Regions from separate parts of the Homo sapiens genome. Here region 2 is linked to region 1. A link is a loop called in an ENCODE intact Hi-C map of the cell type or tissue named here. Cell type or tissue: heart right ventricle. All regions are shown on one strand. Each heading gives the region's core, and the rest is flanking DNA. Links, peaks and the distances in the headings are about the cores only.

Region 1 (8,340 bases), core at 55-8,054:
AGCTGGGTGTGGTGTTGTGCACTTGTAGTCCCAGCTACTTGGGAGGCTGAGGCAGGAGGATCACCTGAGCCCAGGGAGGTCAAGGTTGCAATGAGCTGTGACAGACCACTGCACTCCAGCCTGGGTGGCAGAGTGAGACCCTGGCTTGAAAATACATACATACATATATACATAAATAGCTTATTCATATCATATTCATTTAAACACCTGAGATGTACAATTAAAGGGATAAGAGTTTTGTTTGGTGGGGGCAGGTGTTGTTGGAAAACAGTGTTTGTGGAGGAGTAAAGTTATTTTGGAATATAGGACATTTTCTGGGGAAGGATTCCTAGGAAGAGTTCTAAAAATCCAGATGGAATCCTGAAGGTCATTGGTTTCTAGAAGGAGATCCCACACGGGAGGTGAGAACATTCAGTGCCAGAGCATTCCACTTCTGAATGTGCTCAAAATTAAGCTTACTTAGCAAGCAACTATTATTTAACAAGAAGCATCCATGATGAACAGTCAAATGAACTGAAGTTTAATGGAGGAAGGAGGATGGAAGAGAAAGGATCAAAAGTACCTATTTATTTTAAAATAATACTTTGTAATTATAAAAGCATTATGTCAAAAAGTTGGAAAATCAGGAATAGTTAATGAGAAGATATAATCTGCCCAAATTTCCAGCACTCAAAGAACCACTGGTTACACTTTGGTGTATTTTCTTCTAATATATAATATACATTTTAGTTGGTTAAAGTGTATTATTTTTTATTTTTTCATAAAATTGACATTAAGTTACATATATCATTTTGTCTATTTTCACTTAACACTATATTGTTCATATTTTCCATCAAATTCATAGCTTTATCTATGAGCATATTGTTCATATGTGGCTCCATCTTATCTCTGAGCTTAGCCACTCCCCCTTTTAAAATAAAAGGTCTCTACCCAGTAGGGATGACTATTTTCACCTTACTTTGTAATTACTAAAAGAGCTCTCCTACGCACTTAGGTAAAATGAAGATATGTTGAAGAAATATTGTTATCATCATGTATTCCTTCATGTAAAACACCTAATATTTGAAATGGACATATGGTATTTCTTATGGATGATTGAGTGCCACTTCAAACACAGATAGGGTATCTGCAAGTATTTCCAATTATATTTCAGACATCAAATAAAACTCCTAATCATAAAAATAGAACTCAGCTTTCTTCTGGAAATGTAATTAAACATTACATTCACCAAGAGACTGGCACAGCAAAGCACAATTAGCCTAATATCTAAGAATGTGGCACTGTGTCAGAGCCAGTATTTACATTAAAAAATCATGAGGATGAATGCACCTAAATGTTATTACTTAGTTAAAAAAGTTTTATACTTCAGGAAGCTCCTTGATTGGACTTCTCATTTTCAGGGAAGGGTTGTTTGCAAAGTGATCCAAGACCAACACTGCTAATGCAAATACCTTCACATGAATGAGTTTATAGGATATGCCTTTCTCTTAAGACAAGATTTATGGAACAATCGGGTATCTAAGACTGGGAGTGAGAGAAAGGAGGAAGAGAAATGCAAATGCAAAGTCATCATCACATTGTATTTATGAAGAGTTCATACCCGCATAGCCACGTACTGCAGAATTAGGACCCGTGACTACTCCTATGTTCCTTATCAACCTCCAATGTGTTTGGTGACTCAGAGTGTGTGTATAATTTTATAACAACAAACTGAAAAAAATGGTTTTCTGCTCTATCTTCCCTAATATTTTGAAGACCCCTCTGGTCCACACTTTATGCTTTTGCCATTACTAAATTGCTTTGTTATTTGACTAGCCTTCGAGGATAATGAAAATCACTTAACCAGAAACAAAAGCTGGTGCATATTAAATCTTCAGAATCAAAAACTGAATGATGTATCTTTCAAACATTAAAGTGGGAAGAGAAGGCATTTGGGTTGCACTGAATCTAATTTAGGGATTGGCCATTCTTCTACAAAATTTGTATGATGCTGAAAGATGTGCAGCATTTTGTGTATATGTGTATGCATCTGCACGTTCTTGCCAAAATCATCGTAGAGATAACCAGGTTATAGATTATTCAAAGGTACTGCTCTTGTCTCTTTCATCTTTGTGTTTTCAGCACCCCACATTACCCAGCATTTTGCAGATGTTCAACTAACAGTGAGGGGATGAATGGTGTTCTACTATTCAGAACAGCACAGACATGGAATCAACCTAATGCCCATCAATGGTAGACTGGATAAAGAAAATGTGGTACATATACACAATGGAATACTATGCAGCCATATAAAGGAACAAGATCATGTCTTTCCCAGCAACATGGACAAAGTTGGAGGCCATGATCCTAAGCAAACTAACACAGGAACAGAAAAACAAATACCACATATTCTTACTCAGAAGTGACAGCTTAACAACAAGAACACATGGAAACTAGGAGGGGAACAGCAGACACCAAGGCCTGCTTGAGGGTGGAGAGCGGGAGGAGGGAGAGGATCAGAAAAATTATCTATTGGGTACTATGCTTATTGCCCAGGTGACAAAATTATCTGTACACCAAACCCCTGTGACAGGCAAATATATAACTAACGTACACATGTATCCCCGAACCTAAAATACAAGTAAGAAAAACTTTTTTAAATAATACTTTTGGCTGGGCATGGTGGCTCACACCTGTAATCCTAGCACTTGAGGAGGCCAAGGCGGGCAGATCACCTGAGGTGAGGAGTTCAAGACCAGCCTGGCCAACATGGTGAAACCTCGTCTCTACTAAAAGTACAAAAAAATTAGCCAGGCAAGGTGGCGGGTGCCTGTAATTCCAGCTACTTGGGAGGCTGAGGCAGGAGAATCACTTGAACCCAGGAGGCGGAGGTTGCAGTGAGCCGAGATTGTGTCATTGCACTCCAGCCTGGGTGACAGAGCGAGAATTTTTCTCAAAAAAAAAAAAAAAAAAAAAAAGAAGATTACTTTTGATAATTACTTAGGTCATTGAAACTTAGACTGGTGGCTGGGAGCAGTGGCTCACGCCTGTAATCCCAGCACTTTGGGAGGACAAGACGGGTGGGTCACGAGGTCGGGAGTTTGAGACCAGCCTGACCAACATGGTGAAACCCCGTCTCTACTAAAAATACAAAAATTAGCCAGGTGTTGTGGTACACGTCCATAATTCCAGCTACTCAGGAGGCTGAGGCAGGAGAATTACTTGAACCCAGGAGGCGGAGGTTGCAGAGAACTGAGGTCATGCCACTGCACTCCAGCCTGGGCAACAGAGCGAGACTCCGTCTCAAAAAAAAAAAAAAAAATTAGATTGGCAACAATAGAGAAAGGAATTATCAATCATTTCTACAATAAATATATACAATCACTTAAAAATAAGACTTTTTAATTACTCACATGAAACATCTCTAAAATCTACTGCTAAATAGAAAAGGCATGGTGCAGAACAGTATATGTGGTGGGTAGGCACTTGTCTAAAAATAAAAGAAAAAATACACATTTTATATATACGTATATATTTGCTTGATAGGCATGTAAACAATCTCTGGCAGGATACACAAGACAGTGACAACTGGTTACTGAGTCCGAGAGGCAGACTTTTCAGTGCATATATTTCTTTATACTTTTAACTGTGTGATTGTATTACCTAGAAAAAACAAATTTAAGTTGAAAAGAAATGAAAGTAATGGCTAGCTAACTGAACATACATGAAATTCCATGGAAATTACGGATGATTTAAGTCTACAGGTTGCAGACATGTAAAAAATTAGAAATATTGGTTAAGAAAAAAAAGTGTGCTAGATTTTAAAATACTTTTATGTACATTCAATGATTACATTTCCTTGACCCTTTGTTAGTTATTTTGTCCCAACTTGTTTTTGCTTACCTTGTCTTTGTCCTTTTTGTTTTTATTTTGCTTTGCTTTTCAATCAACCAGGTAAGGTTTATACAAGAACAGAACCTAAGAAACCATTTGTATACTAATGTCAAACAGTAATATAGTGAGATCTTGAACCCTAACTAGTAGAGGTTGAAGGACGGGATAATGTTCAACTTTGTAAGTTCTATTGCCAAAGCCACACGTTGGAGTTGAAGCTGCAGTCCAACATAAACAGGACAGGAAGGGAGTAGCACAGAAGCTCTTGGCCCTTCACCACAAGTCTGGCATCTGATGGGGTGTTAACATGTCAAGTACACACACCTTGAAATAGCAGTGTGATTGCACTGTGGCCAACTGACATTGCAAGTATGTACTAGAGAGTGAAAATGTCCTCCTAGTCCTTCCGAATGTCTCATTTTTCATAATGTTTTAAATTAAGATGCTAATCAAATGAGAACACAGAAGAAATGAGGAAGGAGTTGAAAGTGTTCCCAAATTAAGTAACTTGGACAAACTTTTCTAATGTAATTCTATCCCATGAGATTCTTATTTAATTCTTCATACTCATTTGGTTTACAAGATAAATGATGTCAGTTGGAAAAGTACTGTAATGTGGGAAAACTCTGGAGTTGATGGGGTTTGAAAATAGAAGTCCTATGGTATATCTAGGTGAAAGGCAGATCAGCCAGGCATGGTGGCTCACACCTGATATCCCAGCACTTTGGGAGGCCGAGGTGGGTGCATCACCTGAGGTCAGGAGTTCGAGACCAGCCTGGCCAATATGGTGAAACCCGGTCTCTACTAAAAGTACAAAAATTAGCCAGGGGTGGTGGCACGTGCCTGTAATCCCAGCTACTCGGGAGGCTGAGGCAGGAGAATGACTTGCACCCAGGATGTGGAGGTTGCAGTGAGCCAAGATCACATCATTGCTCCATTGCTCTCCAGCCTAGGTGACAAAGCAAAACTTCATCTCAAAAAAAAACAAAAAAACAAAAAAAGAACGTTAGGCAGATCAAATGGGGGTTGCTCTAAAGGTGGGAGATCTTTCTTTTCCTCTTTTTTGTTCTGCTTTTGCTTCATTCATTCAAAAAACATCGTTGAGCATCTACTATTTGTCAGGCCCTGTTCTAGGGTCCTAGTGAAAGAGCAATGAAATAAGACAGTCAGGGTTCCCATTCTCAGGAAGCTACATTATAATATTGGAGGCAGGGAGCAATTAAAAAAAACAAAAAGCAAGTAACTGTCGGAAATAATTATGTGGTATGCGATAATTAATGAGGATGAGTTATTGGAACATGGCTGGGTGGCTGCTTTAGACTGGGTGGTCAGGGAAGTGGTGACATTAAGCTGAGATTTGAAAGACAAGTAAGAGCCAGCCATAAGAGGCAGAACATTCTGGGGAGTGGAACATTCCAGGCAAGGGAACAACTTGTACTTCAATTTGTGTCTAGGAGTGTGGAGGAAACCCATCAGGAATTTCCAAATATGGAAAACCTCACTAATAAAGAGAATGATAAAGGCTGCTATTTCCTTCTCTTCTATCTCTCAAACACATCATCTCATGAAATGATATTTTCCTGATTTTGTGCAGTGCTTATTATTGCTTATTAAGATGTACTTTACTTTGTTAGCCTAGAACTGGACTGAGGTGATGCTAACAATCCCTAACAGCTCAATATGAATGATTTTATAGGCTATGTCTTTCTCTGGAGACAGGATTTGCAGAACAATAGGGTATCAAAGGGTGGGAGTGAGAGAAAGGAAGAGAAAAGCAAAGGTTGTAAAATGCAGTAATTTTGAAAAGGTTGATTCAGCCTGAAATCGTTTTACTCTTTTAAGATAGAAAATCATAATACTGTTTCTTCTTTAGAGACTGGGGTAAGAGCAAGTAGTAAGAGTAGGAGCAAGGGGAGCTGTTGATTTAGCATGTAAACACTTAACAATCATTTCATTATTATTTTCCCAGGCAAAAGGACACAGACTTTCACGGTAATGCACATATTTTTGGCACTAGAGTAACAAATAAGCATCATTTTATCTGCTGATCTGTCCCAGGGTAAGAACTTGCCCATCGCATCACCCTTCAGTAACCTCCCTTTGGAGTTCTCATTTTGCTCGTCTACAGGCTTAGAGTCCTACCTTTCTCCCACAAGACAAAGGAAGAAGATAAAAAAGGAAGTAACAAAGGGGATTTGAAAACAGCATATTGTTATTTATATATTGTTGGATCTGCCGTAGGAGGTGAGCTCAGTGGAAAAACATGACCATGCCTTTCTATATGCTTGGCAAATCGCCTACCACATTTTGCCATTCACAGGTTTCCCTTCAGAGCTTATTCCTAGGGGGATTCCATGCATGTCTATGGTTTTGACTTTTTTTTTTTTGAGATGGAGTGTCGCTCTGTCACCCAGGGTGGAGGGCAGTGGCGCTATCTCGGCTCACTGCAGGCTCCGCCCTCCGGGTTCACGCCATTCTCCTGCCTCAGCCTCCCGAGTAGCTGGGACTACAGGCACCTGCCACCACGCCCGGCTAATTTTTTGTATCTTTAGAAGAGATGGGGTTTCACTGTGTTAGCCAGGATGGTCTCGATCTCCTGACCTCGTGATCCGCCCACCTTGGCCTTCCAAAGTACTGGGATTACAGGGGTGAGCCACCGCGCCCTGGCTGAAGGACCGTTTTTTTGGTAGGAATAAAGAGAAGCAGAGATTTTTCACAGTGAGCCCTACCTTTATTTTGATCTTCAAATATCATTTGTAATGAGAGGGCAGCAAGGAACCAAGGAAAAGAATAGTGTATAAGTTAGGTTTACGCTCATTCCCTCCTTTTTCCTCCTGTTAAGATTATGACTTAAGCATTGTGTTGCTTCTTTCATGATGTGATTGAAGATTGTGAGTGTCAGCCACTGAGTTGCAGAAATAATGCTATTAATTTTTTCTTGTGCAGCGTTTAAGCACACTTCGCAGTCCCACAGCGGGTGGTAAGGCGTTGCACAAATCCTGTGTGCAGGTCATCTGGGACTCACCAAATGGCCTACATTTAACTATCTTCTGCTTACACTTGAGGGAGAGTGTTAGAAACAAAGGGAGATGTAGGAGCTGAAGTGGATGCGTCCACGATACTAAGCCAGGAACCCCCACTTTATGAGAGGTACCACAGACTGGGCCAGGAACCCTCACTTTATGAGAGGTACCACAGACTGAGCCAGGAACCCCTACTTTATGAGAGGTATCATAGACTGGACCAGGAACCCCTACTTTATGAGCGGTACCACAGACTCGGCTGGAGGTCTGGGATGGCTGTGAGTCTATAGGTGACGACTTCTGTTGGACAGTACAGGGTGGGGGCTGGGCCTAGTTAGAGAAAAGAGCTCATGGCCCTTCCAGGTTTTTGTTTCATTCTTGAATTTTTTTTTTCTTTTCCCGCAATCAGTATTGGAGCTATTCAAGAGAGAAAAAAAATGCAGTTTTCTTTTTTTTTTTGAAAATGATCTTCTTTCCCCCAGACATCTGACACATCAGACACCATTTTCAGATTAATTCATTGTGAGAGTAAATATTTTAGTTCCTATTACTTGCGCCCTCCGAATTGTTTCCTATTAGTTTGTTTACAAATGATGGAGATGCACAAACTGCCATAACGCCACCAAATATAAGCCTTTCCTTTTGTGAAAGAAAATCAAATCATAAACCGATGAAAAGAAGATTTGAGCAAACCATAGTTTTTCATTGCTGACCACACGAGGCAAATAAAATCTCATATTTTCCCACAATGTATGAAAAGAAAAAAATGAATGTGTAAGAATTTCACTTGGCAGTTACCTATAGTCATTCATTATCAATAACTCAGATGCTGTTCTACATTATTTGTAGATGTCATTCAATAGTATTTCTCTATCAATAATACAACTTTGAGAACACTGAACAAACCATTTTTTAGAAAAGGTTGTGATAATACAGAATATCACACCTTTGAGAGGGGTGGAAATGGGGAAGCAAAGAGCACTTTGAAAACTGAACAAACACTGAAAGAAAACTTTGAAAACACTGCAAAAACCTTTTTTAGAAAAGGCTCTGATAATACACCATACCACAACTTTCAGAGGGCTGGGTTGGAAGAAGGGAAGCAGAGAGTATAAACTTTAATAGCCTCTGTGTTGTTTGAATTGTCACATCAAGCATCCACTGATTTTGTAATAAAACAAAATCCAATAACATATTCTAAATCATAAGAAAATTTAAAAATATATATTTAAAAAGTATCATCACATATTATTTTCTACCTAGTTAAATGGCAGGTAAATATGCAACACGAAAAAACAAAAATCAAGTGATTCCCTAAGAATATGTTTAAACATACGAAGATTTGAAAAAAAAAAAAAAAAAAAAAAAAAACAATGGGAAAACCTAGTACAAGTAAATGTTGTTTCTAAGCTGTTGGGTTTTGTGGTTAGGTGTTCTGCTTTTT
Region 2 (8,340 bases), core at 96-8,095, 67 kb before region 1:
CGGAGAGTTGCAAAAAGGAAGAAGTATATGAAGTTGGGGTGGCAAGGTTCTATTCTTTTGATCTGGGTGGTAGTATATGTATTAATCATGCTTTACTCATTCATTTATTGCCATTAATTTTAAAATAGATTTTTTAATTCATTTATTTTTAAATTCATTTATTGTCATTAATTTTAAAATTTTAGTTTTAAGAAGAGTTTTAGGTTCACAGCAATATGAGCTAAAGGTACAGAGATTCCCCATGTATTCCCCGTCCCTACCCATGCCCAGCATCCCCCATTACCAACATCTCTCACCAGAGTGGTACGCTGGCTAGAACTGATGACCCTCATGACACATGATTATCACCCAAAGTCCACAGTTTACACCAGCGTTCACTCTTGGTGTTGTACATTGTATGGATATTGACGAATGGATCGTGACAGGGATCCCCCATCACAGTACCACACAGAACGATTTCACTGCCCTAAAAATCCTCTGTGCTCTCCCTATTCATCTCCTGCTCCCCTCAACTCCTGGCAACCACTGATCCTTTTACTGACTCTATAGTTTTGCCTTTTCCAGAATGTCATATGGTTAGAATTATACAGCATGCAGCTTTTCCAGATTGGCTTCACATTAAAAATATATATATAATTTCTACTTGAAAATTAATGCTGCCTCTAAACACAAAGAAAGTAGAATAATAACCAGTCATTATGTATTTTCCTTTTCTACACATTTTTCTAAGGAAAGATCCAGTTCAAAGTACTTGTAAGGAACTTTGGAAAATTCCTGGGTTGTGATTTAGTACTTAGGTTGCTACTCAAATGCAAATTAGGAATGAGATCATTTCACCTTCTATCTATGGGAGTGAGCAATATTTCTTGTTAAAAATCACTGAGATTTTTGGAATCGCATGCTACACAGCAAAACCCAGTGGAACTTGACTACGTAACAAAGATGCCAGATTAGTTACAGTTTAACAACTTAACGCCAATGACCATGTTTACAGCGAAGTTATACAGACTTTTTTCCTGCTGTTGCAAACCTGAAATCTCATTTACAACCATTTCAAATTAATATTTAACCAAATTTATATAAACATACATAAGTGTGTAATGTTGGCCCTTTGATGCCTGCTCTCTCGAGCCGGTGCTGACAAATAATGAAATTCTGAAAAGCTTATTGCTTCGAGAGCTAGGAGCAAGAGCTTAGGGAAAGGAGGAATAAAAGAAAGTAGTTGACTATCAGCAAACTTCTGAATTCTTAAGCAATGAAGAGAAAAAATGTGAAAAGTGCCTTTTTATACACAAGTGTTCTCAGCAATTAGGTTTAGACCAGCATTGTCCAAGAGAACTTTCTGTGATGACATAAATGTCCTATATCTCTACTGTTCAGTATGACAGCCACTGGCCACATCTGGGTATTCAGCAATTGAAGTGTGGCTACAGTTATAGAGAAACTGAATTTTTACTTAAATTTAAATAGCCACATGTGGTTAGTGGCTACTGTGCTGACAGCACAGGTTTAGATAGTCTTACCAATGCAGTACCATCACCCTTCTAGAAAAAATGCTCAATTGTAAGAAAACTTCAATACTACTTCCAGATAAACCGCACTTATTATAAATCAAGATTGTAAGTAGTTTCCCTTGATCTCTTGTGCTCAGAGGAGGCACACACATAATATGACTGAAAAGAGAAAACTTGAACAATGAAAAATACTCTAATAATTTAATCTTAGGATTCCTGATTACCTGGCTGATGGGCAGGTTCTTAATAAATACTTGTGGAAAAAATAGGTAAATAAGTTCACGAATGAATTAGCAGACATCTTTCACTCCCTGACTTGGGAAAAGAAAACCTTCCTGGCAAGGTGTAAACATTTCTTTGAAATTTAGAGCCATTATCTCCCATGTTTTAAAAATGAGTTTCATGAATATACATAATAGCTGGACAGATGGATAGAAGGTAAGTTAGCTAGCTAGCTAGCTAGATGGATAGATAATAAGTTTGATATATAGACCTTGTTATAAGATTGTCAAGTGTTAACCTCCCATTGGGATGTTTCCATCTTGCTTTGGGACCCTATGAAGGTTGCAAACCACAGCTTTTCATGTTCTTATAACCCCCAAGTTGTTCTCAAATTTTGTATAACAATTTTAATTAATAACAGTGTTATAATTTTCTATCCAGTTTTTTTCTTTGTTGCTGACAGTATATGTGTGTGCATATAATATTCTGAAATTAAAATTCAATTGTACTTCATAGTATATTTACTGCTTTTTAAATGTTCCAATATTCATAAACATATATGTATTTTTTGAGACAGGGTCTCGCTCTGTTGCCCAAGCTAGAATGCAGTGGCTCAATCATGGCTCACTGCAGCCTCGACCTCCTGCACTCAAACTATCCTCCCACCTCAGCCTCCTGACCACAGGTGTGAACCACCATGCCTGGATAATTTTTTTAAAAAGTTATTTTGTAGAGACAGGGTTTTCCTGTGTTGTCCAGGCTGGTCTCAAACTCCTGGGCTCAAGCGATCTTCTGGCCTAGGCCTCTCAAAGTGCTAGGATTACAGGTATGGGCTACCATACCTGACAGGTAAACATATTTCTATGCCAATAAGTATACTTCTATGAAAATAGTATACTTCTTTTTTTTCTTTGAGACGGAGTCTCACTCTGTTGCCAGGCTGGAGTGCAGTGGTGCGATCTCGGCTCACTGCAACTTCTACCTCCCGGGTTCAAGCGATTCTCCTGCCTTAGCCTCCCAAATACCTGGGACTACAGGCACACACCACCACGCCCAGCTAATTTTTGTATTTTTAGTAGAGACGGGGTTTCACCATGTTGGCCAGGCTGGTCTCAATCTCTTGACCACATGATCCGCCCTCCTCGGCCTCTCAAAGTGTTGGGATTACAGGCATGAGCCACTGCGCCCGGCCGACAGTAGTATACTTCTATCATACTATTTGAATCATTTTTATTGGTCACACTGTATTCCATTGCCCAAAATATTAATGTGAATCACAAGCCTATCTCTCTCCCTCTATGCATTTTTCTGTGGCTTTCTGATGCTAATTCAGCAACTTTCTTCAAGTTGGGCTTAAAATGCTATATATATATATATATATATATATATATATCTCTACAGTTTATTAGAACTGACTCTGTCCCCTCTCCCTTTATTTTAAAGCCAGCTAGGCCTCCCTGTTATGTCACTGTCTTCCTTTGAGATGACTGGACTTTAAATTTGAGGCTGAAATTGTTAACTGGGTCTCCTCTCAACCAGTAACGGGGTAAGTACGCCAAACCCAGACAGCAGCTGTCAGATCTTCCCAAACCCAAGGTGGGGTTTGCAAATGAGGAAGGACAATTAAGCTTATATAGAACTTTCAGAAGACTGCAGAATTGCCCAGGAGTTACTGCTTCCCAGAATATGGGGAAACTCTGGATCAAAGGGTAAATGTTCAAATGTTTCACTATAGTTCCGAGTGCATTGTTTTGGTTTAACTCTGAAAGTCTTTGAGTTCATCAGCATGAAAAATGAATTTCCACTGGATTTATTCAGTAATCCAAATTTGTATTTGTAGAGAAGATAAGGGTTGGGTGATGCACAGCATGTTCTAGCCGAGTGAACTTGGAACCAGTAGAGGAGGCAGGAACAAGGACTGTGATTCACTTTCGGATGTCGAACAAACAGCGAAGCTCCTTAAACTCCGCATTCACACACATAGCTAGCATCCGAGAGCGCACAGTGCTCCCCTTGTTAAAATGGAATCCCACTGGCTAGCTAATTGATTCACAAGTCTGCTAACTAATTCCATACTAACAGCTTAAATTAAAAGTTAATGAAACACAGCCAGGGCCCCATTGTATTTCCCTTGTAACAACCCTTTCATTACAAAAAAAAAAAAAAAAAAAAAAAAAAAAAGCAAAAGGGAGAAAAAAGCTGGGGCTTCATTAAAAGGAAAATGTCTGGGACACCACCCTGGGCTGGAATGTACCCACAACCAGAAGCATTCCTCAGACCAGCCTCTTTGCCAAGTCTCACGGAAGCCACTGCTCCGACAGGAAAGAAATCCCCACAGGTATCCCATGACCAGACTGACCAGAGCTCATAAGGCGGCATTGTTTGTGGCTCTGCAGAGTCTGCTCAAGATGGGAAAATCTGTTCTCATGGACTACTGTGCACTTAACAACTTCACGCTCTTCCTGCTATGAAACTCACATTTGACTTACATTCCCAAGTAAGAGGAGGTAGAGAATCTCTGTATCCACTTTTCCGCCTACCCCAAACTTGGGTTGACAGCAGCAGTTTGTCTCTTCCAAATCAATGAAGGTGTGAGCAATGTTCAAGACTCAATGCCCTGCTCTTTCTCCCGCCCGCTTCCCTTGTCTCAACATGTTTGTGGTCTCTTCTGTGCTCATGGTTCCCAAGTGTCCATCTCTAGCCCCAACTCAAGCCGCCCTCTGCCTTCAGGCTGTCTCCACTTGGGCACCAGTACCTCCAATACAACATGTGCAAAAGCATTCCTCAGCTTTTCCCACAAAATAATTCTCCCACGTGGCTTCCTCACTCCTGCAGTGGCACTGTGTGCTGGAACTGGAGTTACCTTTCTCTTTTCTTTTCTTTTCTTTCTCTCTCTCTCTCTTTTTTTTTTCAGGGTCTTGCTCTGTTTCCCAGGCTGAAGTGCAGTGGCACAATCACAGCTTACTGCAGCCTTGAATTCCTGGGCTCAAGCAATCCTCCTGCCTCATTCTCCCAAGCGGCTGGGACCACTTTTACATTTTTTCTCTTCATTGGTTAAGAATTCAGATGTCTGTTGGTAGCCAACTACCTCCTCTTATTCCTCCTTTCCCTAAGCTCTTGCTCCTAGCTCTCAGACCAAAATTTTTTTTAATATTCTGTAGAGATGGGGTCTCATTATTGTTGGCCAGGCTGGTCTCGAACTCCTGGCCTCAAGTTATCCTCCTGCCTTGGCCTCTCAGAGTGCTAGGATTATAGACGTGAACCACAGTGCCTGGCCTCAGGAGTTACCTTTTACATTCCTCACTTACTGATCACTCATTTGGGATCAGGGGACAATTATGAAAGCCTAGTTGGGAGTTTGGCTATTGTCCTGAAGGTAGTGGACACTACAGGTCCCTCACTATACAGCTACATCATCAAAGTGTTTTTGGAAAATTATTCTTGTCCTCAACCTGACTCCATCTTACCATATCTTATCAACCAATCCCCACCTCTACCTCCAGCATTTATTTGTTTGACAAATACTTATATATTCTTTGTCAGGAACAACTCCAGGAATTTTACAAATATTAACTTTCTAAATTTTCATGACAGCCCTACGAGGAAGCTACTGTTACTCTCCGTATCTTATGGATGAAGGTGAAGAGGCACAGCCAGCATGATCATCTTGCCCTGGCTAGCCTAGTTACCTGCTTTCTTTTAACTATTCGTTTTCTCTGATTGTATAATCTTTGTTCATGCTCCTCCTGGTCTCATCACCTCTCCCCTAGATGCTCTCCTGTCTCTCCCGTCTTTAGAAATATGCGCTGGCCCTCAGGACTCATCTAGATCCACCCCTCCTCCTGAAGACCAAACTGTCCCAGTGCACATGGGTCTCTCTGTATTATGCTTATTTTACTGCTTTGCAATATTATTGCTTAGCTCTCTTATACTATGAGCTCCTGGAGATCAGAGGCTGCCAGGAGTTTTAAAATCTTCCTTTAATACTGAGTAATAAGAACATAACTGGTACTCAGCAATAAATATTTAACTAAATCAAAATAATAAATATTGCCATTATCCATTAAAAAGGAGGAAGTCACTTAAAGGTATCTTTTGCTTTCTGCAGCTACCATGAATATATGGTTTTATCTGTTCAACAGAAACAGTACTATACACACACACACACACACACACACACACACACACACACATATATATATAAAATTTGTGAGTAGAAATGCTGTTTTCTTTAGACTAGGGGTTGGCAAACTATGGTCCATAGTCCAAATCTGGCCCACTGCTTGCTTTTGTAAAAAAAGTTTTTTTTTGTTGTTTTTTATTTTAAGGCAGAGTCTCACTCTGTCGCCCAGGCTGGAGTGCAGTGGTGCGATCTCGGCTCACTGCAACCTCCACCTCCCAGGTTCAAGCGATTCTCATGCCTCAGCCTCCCAAAGCACTAGGATTACAGGCATACATCATCATGCCAAGCTAATTTTTTTATTTTTTTTTTTAGTAAAGACAGGATTTCACCATGTTGGCTACGCTGGTCTCGAACTCCTGACCTCAAGTGATCCACCTGCCTTGGCCTCCCAAGTGCTGGGATTACAGTCATGAGCCACCGTGACCGGCCTGTAAATAAAGTTTTATTGGCACAAAGCCATGACCATTCTTGTATGCATTGTCTATTGCTGCTTCACACAACAAGGACTATGTAAAATACCTATTATAGAGTCCATATGGCCTTCTAAGCCTAAAATATTTATTTGGTTTTTTGTTTTTAGAAAAATTTGCTCATCTCTGGTTTAGACAAAAAGTAAACAAAACATGTAAATAGGAAACATTCTGTTCATTGTTTTTATATTTAGCTTAAACTTACTTTTCTCTACTAATTTTCTAGACACTATCTGCCTATTTTAAAAATTAAGCATCTACCTATGGTTTGGGATCAAAATTAAACATATAATTCGCTCTACATCAACAGCACAGTTGCAAGCACACTCAAAAAGAGTTGGCTAACAGAGGGTGCACTGAAAAGTTTCTTTTCGTGAAGTTCTGTTGCGCCTCAGTGTTCCACAGCAGTCAGCATCTTTGAATGTGTCACACGGTTGTACTATAATATTCAGTTTCAGGCATTGGTAGCAGTCTGGTCAAGTTTGCTTGTGGTTACCCAGATTTTCCATGCCAGTGGAGGCAAGAAGAGACATGGCTAGTAACATCAGATAATCCCTAAGCAAACCAGGCATGAATCTGGTTGGGGAAGGCAGGTAGAGACAGCATTTAGCTCTGATGGGTGCCAGGGTAGTTTGTTTTTTTTTTCTTTTATCAAAACAATGATAGGAAGAGAGGGCCTTCTCACTATGCCCAAGCAATAAGGCAAAATCAGTCAGTGGGTACATTACTTTTTCATCACATCTTTTCAATATAATGATGGCATGACTTTTAGCTTGTACTTGAACTTGTTTGGTCCAGTCTTGTTCCGGGCTTCTGTGAGCTGTGTTCTGAATTGCCTGTCTTGTCCCTCATTTCTATATTCCTCTCCTGGTATCCTACCTTGTAACCAGCCCTACTAAAGTGGTATGATCTTAATAATCCTTAAGAGTTCTGACCTACAGCCCAGCGCCTGCATCACTGTGGTCTGCTGACAGTTTTCCTCAATGCTGACAGCCTGTTCACCTCCCTCAAATCTCCAAACAGCATTTGCTCCGAGGCTTCCTGTCATCATGTCACTGCAACATGCTGTGCTGCGACAGGCTTCCCGGCCTCTGCCCCTGGCCATACACCATGTCATAGTTATCCCCTCCACCACACCAGCCATGCTGAGCAACTGTGCTCTATGTGCCAGTGCTCAAGGTGGTTCTCCAGCTGCTGGCTCCTGGTTTGCCCTTTTCCATTGCAATTAACTAGGCTCTGCCCACTTCTGACTTGAAACTGGCCAAAATGCAGGGAAGGAAGATACCCCCAAAACCTCAGTAAATCTTCTCAAACATCATCCTGTTCAACAGTCACAAACCTGGTGTATACATAGCCAAAGTCCAGTAATTCTCCTAATTTTGATTCCATGCTGGTGTTATTAAAGGCCCTGAGGATAAACTTACTACTCAAAAGTCAAATCCAACAGCTTTGTCATCACAAAAATTGAAAGAAAGAAAGCCAACAAGTATCTGTGGCTCTTTTTTTCAGGGAAGTATTCTGTTGGCATTTAAAAAAATGTTCATTTTGAATGGTTTCAAATGTCGACTCCTATCTATGGCTCTTTTGAAAACTACACATGGCCGGGTGCAGTGGCTCATGCCTGTAATTCCAGCACTTTGGGAGGCTGAAGTGGGCAGATCACCTAAGGTCAAGAGTTCAAGACCAGCCTGGCCAACATAGCGAAACCCCGTCTCTACTAAAATTACAAAAATTAGCCAGGTGTGGTGGCAGGTGCCTGCAGTCCCAGCTACTCGGGAGGCTGAGGCAGGAGAATCGCTAGAACCTGGGAGGCAGAGGCTGCAGTGAGCCGAGATTGTGCCACTGCACTCCAGCCTGGGTGACAGAGTGAGACTCTGTCTCCAAAAACAAACAACAACAACAAAAAAACCAAAACTACACATGCGGGCACATGCACATTAAATATATAATA

What was found. Hi-C counts contacts between places; a loop is a spot of excess contacts. Peaks named below come from ENCODE experiments on the same cell type or tissue, not always from the same donor. Only the 100,000 strongest peaks of a DNase experiment are listed, where the experiment ranks them.
Region 2: it touches region 1 in a loop (2.6-fold over the local background); 8 of 110 quality-filtered maps call a loop at or near these places.

Annotation. Positions count from the first base shown.
Region 1 is chr4:168,713,870-168,722,209 of GRCh38, reverse strand. All of the region lies in intron 10 of PALLD (palladin, cytoskeletal associated protein), which reads right to left. Among named protein-coding and RNA genes, the nearest start is that of PALLD-AS1, 69 kb to the right of the region's middle. In heart right ventricle, for the core only: no CTCF peak of the experiment used is centred there; DNase peaks (open chromatin) are centred at 4,173 and 5,259; H3K27ac peaks cover 4,532 bases.
Region 2 is chr4:168,780,636-168,788,975 of GRCh38, reverse strand. All of the region lies in intron 10 of PALLD (palladin, cytoskeletal associated protein), which reads right to left. Among named protein-coding and RNA genes, the nearest start is that of PALLD-AS1, 140 kb to the right of the region's middle. In heart right ventricle, for the core only: no CTCF peak of the experiment used is centred there; a DNase peak (open chromatin) is centred at 3,671; H3K27ac peaks cover 3,001 bases.